2 separate regions of the Homo sapiens genome follow, and region 1 is linked to region 2. Evidence: read pairs that join two places in POLR2A ChIA-PET (ENCODE). Cell type or tissue: B cell. All regions are shown on one strand. Links, peaks and the distances in the headings refer to the core of each region. The heading gives the core; the rest is flanking DNA.

Region 1 (2,919 bases), core at 131-2,630, 700 kb after region 2:
GCACAGGGACACAGGGAGGGGAACAACACACACTGGGGCCTGTGGGTGAGGAGCTAGGGGAGGGAAAGCTTCAAGATAAATAGTTAATGCATGCTGGGCTTAATACCTAAGTATTAAACCTGCACATCCTGCACATATACCCTGGAACTTTAAATTAAATTAAATAATAATAAAGGCAAATTTTGAGCCAACCCCTCCCTTTTCAGTCCTCCAGATCCTTGCCTCTGCTTTCCAGTAGTCCTCCTCTCCAGACATCTCTGAGAATCTCATGTTGTGCTTCCTAAGGCCATTATGGTAAGAATTTGTTCATAGTTCCACCAATGTGAGGTTCTCAATCCTTCTCCTCTTGTGTCTTTCTTTGATTCCTCAAAAGCGGAGGGAGCCCAAACTGGAAACTACTTGCAATGCTCATCAGCAATAGAATGTATGAAAATGTTGTGGGATATTTACTCAATGGAATCCCATGCTGCAATGAGAGTGAATGAATGACACCTACCCACAGCCATATTTGCAAAAGAAGTAAAGTACAGGAATGATTCCACTTATATAAAGAGCAAAATCTGGTAAAATGTACCCAAGGCTTTTTAGATGTCAAGATAGGGGCGACCTTGGGGAGGAATGACAGGGAGGAGGCAAAAGTAGTACTTCTGGGGTGCTGGTCACATTTTGATACTTAACCCTGGTCAGGGATTAGGTTCAGTTTATAAATGTTTATTGAACTGGACACTTAGGGCTTGTGAGTTTTCCTGTTCTTTCTCATACTCCAATACAGAAGTCTTAAAATGAATATAGGAGATGTGCTATCCCAATGTCCGGGCTGCAGTGCTTGGCTGCTGCTATCCTGAGTTCTTCTCCAGGCCCACCAGTGTCAGAACCTACAGAGCTTTCATTGCAGGGCCAACACTGCATTTGGGGGACCTATTTACCTATGACACAGCGGTCCTGGTATCCTGTGCCATCTCTGCTGCTGCTGCTTTCTGGAAGCCTCACGTTCCATGCTGCTTATCTCCTGGACTTATCTCTCTCCATCCGATACGGAGAAGCCCTTTGTTTTTTTTTTTTTTTTGAGACGGAGTCTCGCTCTGTTGCCCAGGCTGGAGTGTGGTGGCGCGATCTCGGCTCACTGCAAGCTCCACCTCCCAGGTTCACACCATTCTCCTGCCTCAGCCTCCCAAGTAGCTGGGACTACAGGTGCCTGCCACCACGCCTGGCTAATTTTTTTTTTTTTTTTTTTTTTTGTATTTTTAGTAGAGATGGGGTTTCACTGTGTAAGCCAGGATGGTCTCGATCTCCTGACCTCGTGATCCGCCCATCTCAGCCTCCCAAAGTGCTGGGATTACAGGTGTGAGCCACCACACCAGGCTAGAGAAGCCCTTTTTATCTCAGGGGCCCAGCTCTTTTGATACAAGGGTTGGGTGAGGGTGAGGCACCTCTCATGCTACTGTAACTTCAGTTTTACTGCCCAACTCGCTGAGAAAGTCTTCCCCAGGAGAGTTTATTATATTTCCAGTAATAAAGAACTCTGTTTTCATCACGCTTCTCCTGCCTGGGATGTGTTAGCACTCTGGCAGGCAGTTAGTTCAATGAGGGCCATATGGTATTATGGTTAGGAGCATGGCTCTGGATCACTGCCCCCTCAGTCCTCGCTCTGCCACTTCCTGGCTGTGGGTAAGTTCGTTAAATTCTCTGTGTCTAAGTTTCCTAATTCAAAAGAAAAAGGCCTTCTTTATAGGGATTGGAAAGATTGAGAGTATATTACATGTTAATTGCTTAGAACAGAGTCTGGCATATGGTTAAGGTTTCAACTAAGCTTAGCAACAGTGATTACTTGTCCCTACCTGTAACCTGCTTTTATCTCTTGTCCTGCCCTGAAGCCCATTAGCCATGTCTGTTCACTCCTGAACCCTGGTTGAGGGCAGAGTTCGTGTTCTCGTCCAATATTTCATGCCTGTTAGAGAGGTTTTATCTATGCAAAGCACACAACCCCCATAAGTGGGCCACCTAACTCTAAATGCTGGCATAGCCACGTCTTAGGTCTGAGCTGGCCAGGATACCATCAAAACCCCTGGCAGCCCTGTGAAATAGGAAATGTGAGGCCCGTGTTGCAAATGTGGAAACTGAAGCTCAGAGAGGTGTAGCAACTTGCCCAGACTGATGTGGCAGGTACATAGCTGAGCTGAATTCAAGGCAGGCTTATGCTGACTCTAAAACTCAGGTCTTTCCCATTAGGCCACATTGTCCTCTCAGGCACCAGGCACTGTGGATGACAAGGAAAGAAGTGGCACTATCCACTTTACATAAATTGTAACCTAGCGCAGGAGGGAAGACATAGACACGAATCAAAAGTTAAAAACTGGCACAGCCACAGATTATTAGGCCTACACAGGCCGAAGCTTTGAGGAGAGCTGCCCTCAACCAACCGACTGAGGTTAGATATTTTATTCTTTAAAATGAAGTTTCCAGAGAACAATTCTTAGAGGAAACAGAACGAGCAAAGATAGTCAGTGGGTCCAAAGGGTCACAATTGGGATTATGGGGCTAGAAAGGATGGACAAGCCAAGGATCAGAAGTCAGGCAAAGGCAGAGCCAGACAGACTCTTCCAGGCACTGAGCAAAGCACTTTATATATCCATGTCTGTGTTGGGGTCCCCACAACTACCCTCAGATTCAATGATTTGCTGCAGGGACTCAGAGAACTCAAAAAAGATGGAGTAAAAGTTACCATTCACTCCAGAGAAAGGACGCAGATTTAAATCAGCAAAGGTAAAAGGTATAGGCCAGGTGTGGTGGCTCACACCTGTAATCCCAGTACTTTGGAAGGCCAAGGTGGGTGGATCACCTGAGGTCTGGAGTTCGAGACCAGCCTGGCTAACATGGTGAAATGGTGAAAACCCATCTCTACTAAAAATACAAAATTAG
Region 2 (2,919 bases), core at 273-2,772:
GGTTTCACCATGTTGGCCAGGCTGGTCTCAAACTCCTGACCTCAGGTGATCCACCCGCCTCGGCCTCCCAAAGTGCTGGGATTAGAGCCATGAGCCACCACGCCCAGCCAACACCTCCAGTATTTTCAAGACAAAATGTGAAATTTCTTGAAGTTGTCATTCCTCAACTGATTATTTTCTATTTAATCCATTAAGTATATGTCAATAACGTGTGTATTTTTATAAAACAGTCACACATATCTCTCATGTACTTTTTTTCTTGTCTTGGGATAACTAGACTAACCCAAGCAGTCCCAAAGGGGTGCCCTGGTGTACCCCAAGAGATACTGAGTTTTTCCAAGAGCAGGGACTCTGTGTAATCTGTCTTTGGCTCCACATTGTCCCTCTCCGTATAAAGTGCTATTTTTTTTGTGGAAGCCAAAACATTCCTTTGGGACTATGGACTACAGAGTATCTATGGAGATACTATCTTTAGATCCTATTTGCATTAATGGGATCCTTTCATTCCAGAGGCTCCGAGTCTCTGGTCACTCAGCATGTAAGCCCTACATAGCGTTTTGTCTGTTGGAGCTCGTGAGCACTCTGCAGGCATCCATGCAGCAGCAGTGACTTCAGGTGTGGGGGACCAGAAATCAAATCGGGCCACGTCATCCACTGTTCTGGACACCCCAGCTTCCTCAGCAGGGTTCAGCTGCTATTTCCTATCTATACTCAGGTACATACCTGGCCCTGTGTTGATTCAACAGCTGTGGGAAATTCAGAAGCCAGGCTTGGTCTAAGGGGTCTATGAGAAGAAGTGACAGAAAGGTCTTGGCCAGGCATCATTGGTTTCCCCTTATCCCTCCTACCTGTCATTTCTGGGTGCCCATTTCCTTGTAGATCTAGAATTCTGGGGCACAGTCACTAAGCAAAAGTCTAGTCTCCTACTCAGACCTTATAGGAGTGGGCACAGTGTTCCCTGAAGCTACCTCCTTTCTCCCCAGGTAGCCATTTCCACCTTCTTTTCCTTCAGCATCCACGTATGAGAGAGTCTCTGAAGATCCCATTGTGCTAGCCAATGGAGGGATGACTTCTATTTGCAGCTCTAAGGGAGTCAAGGTGAAAACCTGAATAAGTAAAAAAAATCTTATCTTCTTCCTAGATAAACTCTCAGGCAGTTCAGTATTGTGAAACAGTTGGGCGCAACTTGGGAGCTGGGAAAGACTAGGTTTAAATGTCAGATTTGCCACTTACTCACTGTGTGACCTTGGTTAAGTTTCAAAACCCAGTTTCCTTATCTGAAAAATGGGGGAAATAGTAATGCATACATCATAGGGTTCTTATGAGGAGTAACTGATAAAGCAAAGTGCTTGTCTCAAAAAATATTGGCTACTATTATTGTTAAGCTTTGTGATATGGACTATGACCCAGTTCGACCTCGTTTGTCTTTCAGATGAAAAAACTGGGCCTCAGAAATGTGATGTTCTGTTCAGCTGCCACACAGCTATAGATAATGATATTTAAAATGAGCTTCTTGGCCTCTGAAACTCAGCTCAAGGCTTTTCTACATCATACTTTGAGTACAACTTACAATGCACCACCCCCACCCCGAACTTCCCGCCACCAAGCTTGAAAAATAATTAAGTATAAAACATGATGTGTATTTTTTGAAGCATTTCTGGCATAATCTTGTTTTATATTTATTGCCTACAACTTTGGACTCTATGACACTGGATATGTGCAAGTGTGTGCTTAATAATTGTCGGCTAACCGAATGACACTAAAGTTAAAGAGGATGATTGACTAGAAGTTAACATTGTGTACAATTTGTTTTCCCAAGAACAGACATAGTTAAGAATAGCAAGTCTCTATGATGTATTTATTTATTTTTACCTTAAATGTTCTGCTATTCCTAAGAACAGCAAAGATTAAAGGAAAAAACAAAAGCCAGTGTGGTGACAGTGAAAGTGTATCCACTTGCTTGGATATTAGGATTACCCCAGATGATGCAGATAGTCTCGTGGGATTAGAGGTCAGAGAGAAGGCAGATCATATGCAGCAGCTGGACACCATATTGTTGACCACTTGGAATAAAATCCCTTCTGTCTTGCCCTTATACACAAATTTATACCAATTACTCAGGTCCAAAGTTGACTTCCGATTCTAGCCTTAACAGACAAGTGCTGAGCCTATCAAGTTTTATTGCAGTCAATACATCTCCCTTCCAGAAGCAACTGGTCACAGCCATTTCCAACAGAAAGCTGCCTGGGCCACCCTTTCTTCTTTTTATAGTTTGTTTCCAGACACTCAGTGACCCATAAAGTTAACTTATAACCAAGTCACAGCCATGACCAGAGCTGTTGTTCTTGTGTCCACCCCTAAAGTTGCCTTTTCCCAGGATGTGCACACTCAGAGGCAATGAATCATACTGTTTGTCCTTTGTGGGGTCATTCCTTTTGGTTGAACCCCAGGTCCTGGGTCCTTAACCCAGACTGTTTCCTTTAAACATTCTCCAAACTCTGGGGTTTTTAAGATTTTGTAGTTTGCCCTTATGAACGTGTATATTGCATGAACCCTGTCTTAATGGAGATGTGCCTCCTGCGTGGTGAGCTGGGGTCAAGGCGTGCTGTGGGCTTGAACCATCTGTGCAAACATAACAATGATTGAGTTGATATTTCTATTTTGATGTCCTGGTGGTGTCACTTACAACCTAATTTGTCTTCTCACCCTTCATTCCCTCTGGGGTGAGGATATATATATTGAAGAAAGGTTGATAAAGCAAGTCAGCCTGTAGGCTGAGTTGGAATTGAATTATTTAAGGAAGGCCATGAGGGCACAGGCTCCCGCAATGCTCATGTGCATGACTGTGATTACTAAGTCACCCAACCTCTTAATTTTCTGGATTTAGGTAGGTTAATAAGATTCCTTGATCAAGCTAAC

What was found. Peaks named below come from ENCODE experiments on the same cell type or tissue, not always from the same donor. Only the 100,000 strongest peaks of a DNase experiment are listed, where the experiment ranks them.
Region 1: POLR2A ChIA-PET joins it to region 2 with 10 read pairs; 2 of 35 experiments call an interaction of 5 or more read pairs at or near these places.

The regions. Positions count from the first base shown.
Region 1 is chr6:14,901,768-14,904,686 of GRCh38, forward strand. All of the region lies in intron 2 of LOC105374945 (a long non-coding RNA gene), which reads right to left. Among named protein-coding and RNA genes, the nearest start is that of JARID2-DT, 340 kb to the right of the region's middle. In B cell, for the core only: no CTCF peak of the experiment used is centred there; a DNase peak (open chromatin) is centred at 1,644; H3K27ac peaks cover 1,033 bases.
Region 2 is chr6:14,205,358-14,208,276 of GRCh38, forward strand. No RefSeq gene overlaps it. Among named protein-coding and RNA genes, the nearest start is that of LINC01108, 79 kb to the right of the region's middle. In B cell, for the core only: no CTCF peak of the experiment used is centred there; no DNase peak of the experiment used is centred there; H3K27ac peaks cover 271 bases.